Regions from separate parts of the Mus musculus genome. Here region 2 is linked to region 1. A link is a loop called in an ENCODE intact Hi-C map of the cell type or tissue named here. Cell type or tissue: left cerebral cortex. All regions are shown on one strand. Each heading gives the region's core, and the rest is flanking DNA. Links, peaks and the distances in the headings are about the cores only.

Region 1 (8,007 bases), core at 1,349-6,348:
CTGGGAATTGAACTCAGGTCCTCTGGAAGACTAGACAATACTCTTAGCCACTGAGCCATCTCTTCAGTCCTTGTTAAAGAAACTTTATCACAGCAAGAAATGAAATTAGAATACTAGAGTTATTAGCCAGCTTGCTCACTAGGCAGCCTCTTTCTCTGAGGCTGGAATTGCAGTTGGGCCACCATGCTCCCCTGGCACTCTCAAGGGTCTCTGGGGATCCATATCTTCTGAGAGTTGTGCAACAAGTTGGGCTGCTTCCCCTACACTTTCACATAGCCCTCTTAATCAGTGAACTGTATTAATCATATTCACTAACATTACCATTAATGAGGTTAACGTATAGCAATGCTACCGGTTTTTATATACTGGGATCTGTATCTCTTAGTCCTTAGTGTTAACATTTTCTTCTGGTGGAATTTAAGGTTTTTGCTAGATGACAGAGTCACTGAACTGGTTTGCCTATTTGAATGTCTTTATCTCTTTCCAGAGTACTTCCAGTGCTGCACTGAACAGAAACAGGCGAGCACCTGGCTTCTTAGAGGAAAGACCTTTACATTTTTACCAGGGAAGATAGGGCTGGTATGTGGTCTCAGATCCCTAAGAGGCTGAGGCAGAAAGATTGCAAATTCAAGGTCAGCCTCATCTACAGAGCAAGTTCCAAGCTAACCTGGGAAATCAATGAGGCCTGTCTTAAAGCAAAACACATGAGACTACAGCTTAGAGATGGAGTGCTTGCCTAGCACATGTGACATCGTCTTCAGTTCTCACTGCTGTTAAAAAAGGTTCACCATGTAGGACGTGTGGCACACACATTTAATCCCAACACTCATGAGTCAGAGGAAGACAGATCTTGAGTTCGAGGCCAGCCTGCTCTACAGAGTTAGTCCCAGGACACCTACACAGAGAATTTCCTTCTCTGAGTGATGTGATGTGATATATATATATATATATATATATATATATATATATATATATATACACACAGCTGTGGATTTACCATCCTTAGCCTTTCTGGGTTGAGGCACGTTCCATCCATGTATAATTTGTTGAGCTTTTCTCATGAAAAGAGGCTGACTTTTGTCTAATTATTTCCTCCATCTTTTGTGATGGTAATGGGACCCTTAGTTTCCCTCTGCTAATATGTTATTTATCACAGTGATTTGTTTATTAATGTTGAAGCACCCTTGCATTCAGCTTCACTTGGTCATGGTGAGTAATCCTTTTAATGTGTTATTGAATTTGATTCGGTAGCTGCTCTGTTGAGGATTTCTGCATGTATATCCCAAAAGGATATTGACCTGTAATTTATCTTGTGATACCCTTGTCTGGCTTTGGAATCAAAATAACGCTGGCCTCATTTAAAAAAAAAAGTTGGACATCCTCTCTGTATCAGTTAACTTGTCTTGTGACAAAACATCCAACGGCAGCAAATTAAAAATAGAGGGTCTATTTTAACCCAGAGTGTGAGAGCACAGTCTCTCCGGGAGAGGAAGGTATGGCCCAGCCGTCCCAGGGTGGGAAGCACACACAGCTGGGATCCTTCCCCTTCCCCTCATATCTTGGTAAAACAGGAAGCAGAGAGTAGACAGGAAGTGCGACTAGGTCCTAAAACTTACAAGGCCCACCCCTAGTGGCCCACTTCCTCCCGGGAGGCTTCCCTTCCACAAGGTTCTACAACCTTCCCAAACAGAGCCACTCATTGGGGTACAAGTGGTTAAACACGTGAGCATGTGGGAGATATTTTATGGTTAAATCATGGCTCCTTTTGGAGCATCCTGTAGTCTGTGACTGTCCTCATGGATGCTGACTGCACTAGTAACTGCTGAGTGGCCTTTAGCCTTTGGCATTCTAGATTTTTCCTTACTTTTACCCTCCTAACTAAGGATCATATGTTCTCTAAATCTTCATGAAGGACATAACATTTTCGGGTGCTTCATCTTTTCTACCATTCTTAAGCTGACTTTGACATATTTATAAAAAGATAAAGAGAGGGATATGTTCTATGGATGTGTGGTGAGGTATGGGGGGAAGGGGGTGCCTTGGCGGGCCCTTGCTGAGGCATCCCTTCCCCCTGAGGGACCAGACACATGAGGGTATAGTATAGAGTTTATTCAGGGTATAGGGAAGGCGGTTAAGGGGGTAGTAGAGGCAGAGAGAGAGAGAGAGAGAGAAAGAGGAGGAGGAGGAGGAGGAGGAGGAGGAGGAGGAGGAGGAGGAGGAATAGAGAAGTAGAGGCCAGCACGTGGAGAGAGAGTGGGAAGGGACAAGAGGACAGAGCAGGAGCAAGAAGTCAAGAACAAGAGAGGAGGGGAGTCAGGCACAGGCACACCTGGCTGTTGCCAGGTAACTGTGGGGTGGAGCTTAGACGGAATGCTAACAGGCTCTACTTGGCTGGCCACAGCAGTAGCAAAACTGAGGTATTTCCCAAGGACTCTGGCTACCTACTCCCTGACTTACAAATTTCTTTCTTTCTTTCTTTCTTTCTTTCTTTCTTTCTTTCTTTCTTTCTTTCTTTCTTTCTTTCTTTCTTTCTCTCTCTCTCTCTCTCTCTCTCTCTCTCTCTCTCTCTCTCTCTCTCAAGATTTATTTATTTTATGTCTATGAGTACACTGTAGTTGTCTTCAGACACACCAGAAGAGTGTATCAGATCCCATCACTGATGGTTGTGAGCCACCATGTGGTCGCTGGGAATGGAACTCAGGACCTCTGGAAGAGCAGTCAGTGCTCTTAACCGCTGAGCCATCCACACACACACACACACACACACACACACACACACACACACACACCCCGCGGCTTACTAGTTTCTGATTCACACTGGTGGTCAGCCGGCCAGAGTGGCATTGAGAGGGAACCAGGGAGGCAGCCGGATTATCCCCACCTGGTTTGCCTCACCTACATCCTGTGAAGAGGCAAACCCAGCTCCCTACTGAGCACTTTAGAGAGTGCTCCTCACAGTGTTAAAAATCACCCGTGCCACAGAGCACGCAATTTAAAAACAAAAGATAGAAAGCAGTGGAGTGGCCAGGAAGGGCAGTTTTTTAAAATCAGCAATAAAATGCCAGTTTGAGGCTCACCCCCAGGTCCGGAAGATCACCTGGCCCATTGGCGCTCTGTCAGCAGGAAGTGCAGGAAGTGATGTTCCTTCAGCTGTTAGCTCCCAAAGCTAGTGAGCCAACCACCTTCCTTCAGATTCCCTCCAAGTCTTTATGACTCAGCCCCAGGCCAGTGCCAACTTGCTTATTTTCTTCCTGTGCCTGGTTCTTGGCAGCTTGTAGGAGACTGTGGTGTCTGACAGGGGCAGAGCAGCTGGCCTGCTCTAAGCATTCAGTCCTGGGGCCAGCGTAGCAGCCAGAGAGAGCGCTACTGCTCAGCCTTCACTGTAGTGGGCGACAAAATGATACTGTTGATCAAGCTAGTAGCCCAGTGATGATGGTGCCGAGAGCTAATCTCCACAGAGGCTTCTGTGAAGGGAGGGTGTTGTCTCTCGGCTAAGGTTTTGCCAGTCTTGGAAGACACGTTTAGAATTAGAGAGGAGAAACGGAAACTAACCATGCCACTGGGCGGGAAGAGGACAGCATCATGCTTACTTAAGTCGTTTTGGGTTGATGGAAGAAAATAATCTCTTGTAACAGAGATGGCCTCACTGTTGATAGATTTGCCTCAAGACTGAGCTAAGAACTAGGGTTTGAGAGAGGCTGAGCTGTCATTTCTAGCCCCTTCCTCACCTGCATGACCTCGGTCAAGTCGTTTCTCTGTGCTTCAGTTTTCCTTGCTGGTAAAATGAATGGAGCTGGCCTCAGTACTTTCCCTTTCATAGTACACAGTAGATCTCTGTCTGTCTGTGTGTCTGTTTATCTCTCTCTCTTTCCTTTCTGTAGTCCTTCCCCTACCTCCAAAGTGCTAGGATTAGAGGGATGAACGACCACACTTCGAAGGCTGACTTGGAGATCTTCCTGCCCCAGGCTCCTAAGGGCTGAACTGACAGATACTCACTACCAAGCCTGTTTACATAATAACTTTCTTTTTCAGAGAGCCTCACCCATGCCTGGAAGACAGGTATCAGCTGTCTCTAGCTGACAGATCCTGCGAAGATCACTCAGAAAAGAGCCATTTCCTGGGCTGGTGAGATGGTTGGTTCATCAGGAAAGGTACTCATTGGCAAACCTAATGACCTGAGTGTGATTCCTAGGTCCCACGTGGTGGAAGGAAAAACCCGACTCCTGCAAGTTGTCCTCTGACCTTCATACCTGTGCTGTGCAATGCACTTGTACATCCATGTATACACTCACAAACATACATACATACACACACACACACTGAAAGAAGGAACAGAAAGGTAGAAACTAGGTAGAAGAACCATTTTCTGGTCACAGCAGGTTTCTCTCCTGCGGCTACAGCCCCGTGGCAGCTTTAGGGAGTAGGGATGTCGGGGAGGTGGGGAGAAGCAGCATCCTTGGGCTCAAACACACATTTATTAATCATAAGCTTCCCTACTCATTGTGTTGGTGGTTTGCCGTTTGGTTGTTTTCCATGTGGTCCTAATGCAACCACATCCTGGCATTTCCAGAGCACTGCCCCACAGGAAGAGCTGGCCCTGTCTCACCTGGGCAGCCATGAGATCTCAGTTCCAGCTTCACAATGCTCCACTCTCTCGCCCTCCCGAGCATCCTCCTGCTGCATTCATTTCTCCCCAGCCCCTGGTTTATTCAGCTGTGTTCTTCTCTGCTCCACAGGCGATCTGTCACGGGAGCCCATCACAGCCCGATTGGAGTGCACTTTATCTTTTCCTCTGCCCTGTCTGCTGAGCAAACATGCACATTTGGCATTTCAGCCCTGGAAATTCTCAGACTCTCATTGCTCTTGCCCCAGATGGAAACTTCAGTGTCTTTGCAGAAAAATTCCACATTCTCCTGCAACCTAAACCCAGCTCTTTACTGAATCCTTAGGATATGCTGGGCTGTTGTGTCCTCAAGAGGGTTATGATACTGCGCGTGGAATGAGAGAGATGTATGTGAAACAATTTGAAAACAGGAAAGGCACACAGTGTAGTCATTCTTGCCACCAGATGCTAAAATGTGCAGGGTTAAGATCCCACTCAGCCAGCAGTGAACGCTGACTCACACAGAGTCCTTCTGCGCATCTCGTTTCTACCTCACAACAAGCCTGGAAGTTGGGCTCACTGTCCTTATTTTATACACCAGCAGACTGAGTCACAATTACTCCAATGGCCTAAGGTCTCAGGGATGGTAAGACAAACCAGTTCTGCTCACCCTACTCCACACGATGCATTCAGCATTATTATTCTATTTTGCCATGTTGGGGATTGAACCCAGGGTCCCATGCACTCTATGCTACTAGGCCTAGTCCCCATTTGAAGCTCTTTGTAGGGTCCCTGCTTTTATGAGCTCCATGACAATAGGAGCTGGGTGATTTGCTCCTGGCTGTTTTCCAGAGCCCAGTTCTAGAAACCAGGCTGCACCTTTTGCAAAAGCATCCACTGAAAAAGCGAGACCAATGATATCTTTCTCTAGAGTCAGAATTGGGGAGCCCTTGCCAGGTTCTTGGGAGTGGGGTTCGGGGGTTGTTCAAGCTTGGTCACTCCAGTGGGGGAGGGGAAGGGCTTGGTCATAAAAGAATAGAGAAAGAAAAGGAAGTAAGAAACAAATACCAAACAACAAAGAGACCCCATGTGACAGCCTGAGCTTCGGATAACCCAGCACTACTGCTGTTTATCAATTCTTAAAATCCAGCTCTTGCTAGGTACGTACTACACCCCAACACTCGTGGCAGTGCTGGCCTGTGCTTGTGCACTGAAGTCGGAGTCTCACATGAGAACAAAGGCTGGCTCTACCCTATTTTGCAGCCCCTGAGGTGAGTTGCTCCTTCACAGCCTGTATTCATTAGAGTGAATTGAAATTAAGAAGGGTCCCTTGCTGCTCACCCCACTTCCTTTTTAAATCTGTGTCTCCCTCGCACCCCCGTCCGGGAAGTGGCTCTGATACAAGAGAGACTCAGTGGAGAAGCCCCTTGGTTGCTATAAGCAGAAATGAATGAGATGCCAAGTTTTTTTAAAGCCCTGCGTCTGATCTGTCCTAGATTGTATTCCCATTCTAAAAAAAAGGAAAGACAAGAAGCTGCCTCCTTCTTTGAGGCAGCCTAGAGGTTTTGCTTCAAAGGGGACTGAGGGGAAAATGTTCAATTTTATCAGTCGGTTCTGCAGGGCCCTTCTCTTCAGGACACTGTTTAGTTCACTGAGTGAAGTAGAAAATGAAGACCAGGTGAGCAGCCAGCTGTGTAAAGCTTTAATGGGCCCGGCACCCCTTTGGGAATGAGACAAGGCTCTTGTGGGCCCTCGCTCTCAGCATCTCTTTCAGTTCAGCGGGCTTTGTTTTCGTAATGGGAATTTAACTCCCTCGGGTAGCCTATGAGATGGAGGAATAGCTGTACATCAAGAGGAATATCCATCAAGCATGGAGCTCCCGAAAACTTCCAAGGGAATCAAAGCCACTGTTCCCAAAGGGACCCTGGGCTCATGGGGAGTGGGAGCCTGGAAATCTTAAACTTCCTGGGTTGGAGGGTTGGCCATTCTTAAGATGCTGGGGACAGAGTCGTGCTGGGACTACCTATGGTTTCCTTGCGCTGCAGCTGGGACAGATCCTAGGTTATGTGCTTGTAGAGATCCAGACCCAGGCAGACTCTGCACAATACTAAATAAGGCACTTAGTTACATGGCTGGTGCAGAGTAAACGGAATGCCCAGGTCCTGGCCTTCCCCCTTATTCTCACCATTAGATAAACACCTTTCCCTGTCCTCCCAGTGGTTACCACTCCAAGTACCAACTCTTCATAGAACTCACAGAGCAGAAAAGCTTTAAGCTTTCCTGTTGTTTCCTTTGGTGATAGATAACGTGGGTCATGGCCATCACGGACCCCTACCTCTGGAGAGCCAGGAACTCAGACATAGCTCTCAGCAGCCTCAGGTGGCAGAGCAGGCTACTCACATCAAGCTGTTCCGCACTACCCTCCTTTTCCAGGTCCTCTTCTTGTCATAGTCTTCCTAGTGCACACACCATCTTGTTCTTCTTTCTCTCCCATCTCCCCTCCACATCCTGGCCCATCCATCATAGTGGTGTCTGCCTGCCACTGTGTGGCTGTGGATATCGCCTATGTATGTATGTATGTATGTATGTATGTATGTATGTATGTATGTTTATTATTACATCCTGACTACAGTTTTCCTTTCTTCTTCTCTTCCCAGCCCCCACCCCCGAGCTGTTTTCTTTTTTAAGAGTGAATAAGGCCATAAAGTTGGGTGGGCTGGGAGGTGCAGAGGACCTGGGGAGAAGTTGGGGGAGAGAAAACCATGATCAAAATATATTGTATGAAATATTTTTTAAAATTAAAAGTAACCAAGAGGAAGAGCAATGGAGGCAGATACTTGATTTCTGACCTTCAGAAGTGCAGGCATGGGTGAGCACACTGTAGACATGTGTGTATCACACTTGCACACACACATACCACACATACATATACATACATAAACATACACACATATACACACACATACATACCACACAGACACACATATACACAAATACATACACATACACACATACATAAGCATACATACATATACACACATACATACATATACTACACACACAGACACATATATACACACATACACATATATACATACATACAAACATATATACACACATACCCACATACACATATACACACATATAAGCACACATACACACACACTTAATAAATAAAATGAATAGGATTGCCAGGCATGGTGGCTTATATGTCTAAAGGACTCAAGAACACCTCAGATTTGAGACCCCTATGTAATGAGATCTTGTCTAAAAATGAGCAAAAGAAACATACAATAAATAAATAAAAAACAAAAATAAGTTGGATTCCCTTTATGTTTTTTTGAGTAGAAGACATTGCAAGTTATATTTGATTTTAGAATTTTTTATTCAAAGATAACCCTATG
Region 2 (5,000 bases), core at 1-5,000, 980 kb after region 1:
AGGAAGGGATAGGAGATAATCATAGGCATACTATACTCTTCATTTCCTGGTGTCTTTCCAATTTCTAAAGTTAGATCCATAAACTGAACTCATACTTTTGGGGGCCTATAAAACTTGCTCACATTGGTAGAAGAGCAAATTCACCTCATTCTACAAATGCTGTCTCTTCTACAATTTCACCAACATAGAAGACAGCCTGTGCTCTGTAAAGAAATTATAGCAATTAGGGTTGGTATCTGTCCTACCAACTGTTTCCTTAGAATCTTGAAATCTTTCCCATCTGTTGTACAGAGGATGGGTGTTTTCCAAACCAACTTCTGAATGAACACATGAACTGAGGAAGCCATGGAAATGTATGGCCAGGGGATGCAGTGACCAGGGATTTCAACCTGCTGCTGAGCCCAGACCTCCACTAAAATTCATCAGGGTTGTGGTGCCAAAGCCACTCTTCCCACAAGCCACTCCTGGGAAATGATTAATCATGCCATAGCTCACCCTAAACATGTCCCATCCACGGTTTTTCAAGACAAAGACCAAATGTTCAAGACACCCAGCATTCTCTGTCTAAGGAGTTCTGAGATTTTTTTTTCCTGTACCATTGACTCAAGTCTGAAGGAAAACCCTGGAAGCAGAAACTCCTTTCTGCCCTCCAAACGTTCAACTCCTACAAGCAAGGAATTACTGTCCCATTCAACTCTAAATGCAACCGAACCCTGGGGGTTGGCACAAACATTCCTAAAACTTAATCACTGTCACATCTTCAGATAACTTTGATTATTCAAGCAAGGAATTGCTTTTTTTTTTTTTAAGTGGCCTAAGAGTTGGCCAAGAAGAACAAGTCCTTTTCAATAACAAAGATACAAATTACAAGATAAGCTTTCTTGTAAATTTTTAATTCTTCATTTCTCCTATCATTTCCCTACTATTCTGAATCTTGATTTCACCTAAAAACAATTACAAAGTAGGACAATCCAGACCTTTATGTAGCCAGTCAAAATATCTACTGACTGCATATTACATTTCAACTCTAAAGTATTAGTCCTTTGGAGACTGTCTTAGTTAGGGTTTACTGCTTTGAACAGACACCATGACAAGGCAACTCTTATAAAGACAACATTTAATTGGGGCTGGCTTACAGGTTTAGAGGTCCAGTCCATTATCATCAAGGCAGGAAGTGTGGCAGTATTGAGGTAGACATGGGGCTGGAGGAGCTGAGAGTTCCTCTTATTCTAAAGGCAGTTATCAGAAGACTGACTTCCAGGCAGCTAGGATGAGGGTCTTAAAGCCAATGCCTACAGTGACACACCTACTCCAAGGCTACACCTCCTAACAGTGCCACTCCTTGGGCCAAGCATATATAAACCATCACAGAGACTATGATAACAACTGATACGATTTCTACCATCATTAGAATTGTAAATTTTGGAGGTAAATAGTCAATAGTAAAACAATCCCCCAAACAATATCCAAATATATGTTAGGAAATGTGCTATGAAGGGCAGGATGCCATGAAGTACCCCAGATGAAGTAACAGATTGGGCTGAGTTCTGAAGCATGAGTAACAATTAACTAGGCAGAGACAGTTACTTTAACTGGAGCAGGATAGGGATACCTGCTCCATGCAGGTGGATCAGCATTTGGAAGAGAGAAAGAACCACAGGGAATCCCAATAGCAGGGAAGATGGCCAAGAGAGCTGAGCCCCAAGTGTGAGGAGAAGGGCAGTGAGATGAGACTCATGCCAGACCTTGAGGATTGTCTTAATCCACTCACTCAGAGCCTTGTGTTCTCAGCATCCCTCCATGCATGCATCCCACCAGGCTCTGCATTATTTACCCCATACATCTTGAAATCCTTTCTCAACCCTCTTTCCTCCTCAGGAGAACATACAGGCTTTCTTCCTGAGCTTAGTTAGCTTCAGCACCACTGTCCTCAAATTCCTCTTCCTTCATGCTGTCACCTCTGTCTCTTTGACTCTGCTGCCTTTTCATGCAAGAGTCTTGATGCTTTATTCCCCCTTCTTCAAGTTTATCCTCAGATCCTTTCTCTGATGATGTGTAACTACCTCCCAAGGATGGTGCCCATCCAAAGGGAAGACAAAGTCTCTCTGATTTTATCTAACAACATGAAATCCACAATAGTGTTCTGCAGGGATTTATTTGTAGGAGACATTTGTAGCTTGATATTCCTGAAGCTTTTAAAGCCTGTTAGGAAAGCACTTACCATTTTTAGAAAATGAAACTTGTCTAGCTTCCAGTAGGAATACAAACTAGAAACCATCATCACAGTTTCACTCAGCAGACTGGTGAAGTAGGGTGATTTTTACCCCCAGGAAGCTGAAAGTAATGTCTGGAGATATTTTGGGTTTTGCACGAGAATGGAATGGTGACTAAGAAACAGAACCCAAGAGTGCCAACAGCATCTGAAACATCTACAGTGCACAAGATAACCCAAATCATAGAGACATATCCAGCCCCAAATGCTCTTAGTGCAAAGGTTGATAAACCTCTCAAGATGTGGAAATGACAACTCAAGGTCTACACTGTTCATCACTGATTAATGCTATTCAATGACTACCACCTCCACAATGCATTCAAATAATTGCGGCATGTATTTGTAGATATTTTTGTTGATTACAGGTTCATTCTTCTCGTCTCTGTAATTTAAGTATTTAAAGCCTTCAAGGAAATGAACCATCCTCACTATATACTTAGTAACCCAATAAAATCTGGTTTACAATTGGATATGATGTTCTATATTGATAGAGACTATCTAGCAAAAAGTTCTAAATTTCTTACATTATTTTGTATTACTGCAATAGAATATCTAAGGCCTATAGATAAAAGGATTTATTTCTTAAAGCTTTGGAAACTGAGAAGTCCAAGATAAGGGGCTACATCTAATATGGAGTGTTTTTGTTTTGTTTTTAAGATTTATTTATTTATTTTATGTAGGTGGGTATACTGTCATCTTCAGATACACCAGAAGAGGGCACCAGATCCCATTACAGATGGTTGTAAGCCACCATGTGGCTGCTGGGAATTGAACTCAGGACCTCTGGAAGAGCAGCCAGTGCTCTTATCCACTGAGCCATCTCTCCAGCCCATAGGGGGAGTTCTTACTGTGTTGTATCACATGACAAGGCCATAGAAGCATGTAACCTTGGGTTTCTCTTTTTATATCTTGAGGCCCCCACCCTCATAACTTCATCTAGTCCTAATTACTTCCCAAGGCCTCACCTCCAAAAACATGAATCAGGAGATTAAGTTTCTGCCACATAAACTTTTAGGGGAAATTTCTAAACCATAGCAGTCTCCCCTTTGCTGCCAGGGACCCCAAGCTGCTCCATGGAAGGCAAGGTGGAGGTGCTGTATAGTTAAGATAGATTTGAACTTGCAGAAGTGACAACAACCCCAAATCCTAGTTTCTCTAAAGCTTCAAGATTTTCTCACTCAACGTCTTAACTATAGACCAGCAGGTGTTCTGCTCCTCTTTAGTCGCTCAGAGGCCCAGACTGATCAATACTCTGCTGTGTCATGCTGAAGCTTCAGAAGTCATCTCAACAGAGAGGAGACAGTAGAGATGTAGACCTCAGCTCGGAACTATTACAAGTTGTTTCTTCTCAAGGTTTGTAGGCTAAAATATTCATATAGCCATAGCCAGACCAGACCAGATAGAAGACTGAGCAAGCAGACTATTAGCTAAGTTTAATTTTTAGCCCGAGCAGGTAATATCCAGGCAAGTAATTTCTCCAAGTCATCATTTCTCCCATTTTTGAGGCAGCAAAAAGAATAATTATTCCTTATACAGTGGCTGTGATGCATCAAACTAAATGTTTTACAATTCGTGATCTACAGCAGACTTCAGACCTATGGTATAAGTAGGCACAGTTAACAAAAAAATGTTGTTGTGATTACAATGATAGTAATGACTATATTGTTCTTAGTTTACAAAGTATGTGTGACTCCATCCAATCATAAGACAAGGTGGGCTCAACTAGAATCTTCTCCCTGACTTTTCTTCCCACCTGTGTCAATACAATGATTTGTCAAATTTTATTTTGTATCCTTGAGAGTAGTGTTTAATCTTTATTAATTCATCTAAAAATCAATTTTGAATACCATGTTTTAATCAATATATGGGTAGATACGAGACTTAAATAGAAAGATAAATGAGACCATAGCCACCTTCTTCCAAGAGTTCACAGCCTGAGACTGTGGGAATCCAGAAGAACTTAGGAATGGTACCCAGCAGTTTGAGGAATCACACACACACACACACACACACAAAACCTTTGTGAATAAATGTATAAAAGTTAACTGTAGTTTAAATGGATGTTGTCAAGGAAGTAAGTGGTCTGATGAGGAAAAATAGTCCAGCAAAAGGAAGACCATTTGTAAAGATTCAGAATGAATGTGTAATTGTGTAATTTAGTAAGGTCAGAATATTGAACAAAAAGAAGGGCAGGAACTAGGAGTAGAGGCAGTCTTCTATACCATAAAGTATAAGCAGGATAGCAACATGATCAAATCTGCTTTTGAAATAATCTATTAAGTGTGTATATTAATCTGCTAATGCCACTATAACAAAATAACCAAGTACTAAGTAATTTAAACGATAGAAATTTATTTTTCACAGTTCTGTGGCTTTACTTCCAAATTCAAAAAGGTGACAGGGAGTACAGCTACTCTCTCCTTAGACTGTAGGTTGCTTTATCTTCCTTGTCTCCTCACATGGCCATATGGTCTTCCTTCTGTGTACACACCCTTATGGTATCGACTCTACTTCTTATAAGAGCATTAGTCACACTGGAGAGGGCCCCACCCTTATGACTTCATTTAACTGTAGTTATCTCCTTAGTGGGTATCTCTAGACTTAGCTTCGCTGGGTGTGAGAACTTTAGTAGGAAAGGACAATTAAGTCTAACACTGGCCAAGCTTGCTAGCAGGAAACAGAGAGAGGAGAAAGCTGCCACAATCCAGGCAAATCATTCATTGACTTG

The links. Peaks named below come from ENCODE experiments on the same cell type or tissue, not always from the same donor. Only the 100,000 strongest peaks of a DNase experiment are listed, where the experiment ranks them.
Region 2: it touches region 1 in a loop (2.2-fold over the local background); 2 of 42 quality-filtered maps call a loop at or near these places.

What each region holds. Positions count from the first base shown.
Region 1 is chr12:77,017,003-77,025,009 of GRCm38, forward strand. Gm35041 (a long non-coding RNA gene) reads left to right here. Exons shown (of 3, transcript XR_381701.1): 2 at 4,033-4,151; 3 at 4,737-5,038. Among named protein-coding and RNA genes, the nearest start is that of Gm35189, 34 kb to the right of the region's middle. In left cerebral cortex, for the core only: a CTCF peak has its summit at 3,355; DNase peaks (open chromatin) are centred at 3,252, 5,095 and 6,043; H3K4me3 peaks cover 197 bases; H3K27ac peaks cover 264 bases.
Region 2 is chr12:77,995,799-78,000,798 of GRCm38, forward strand. No RefSeq gene overlaps it. Among named protein-coding and RNA genes, the nearest start is that of Gm24070, 180 kb to the left of the region's middle. In left cerebral cortex, for the core only: a CTCF peak has its summit at 2,969 (motif pointing right); DNase peaks (open chromatin) are centred at 284, 2,342 and 4,814.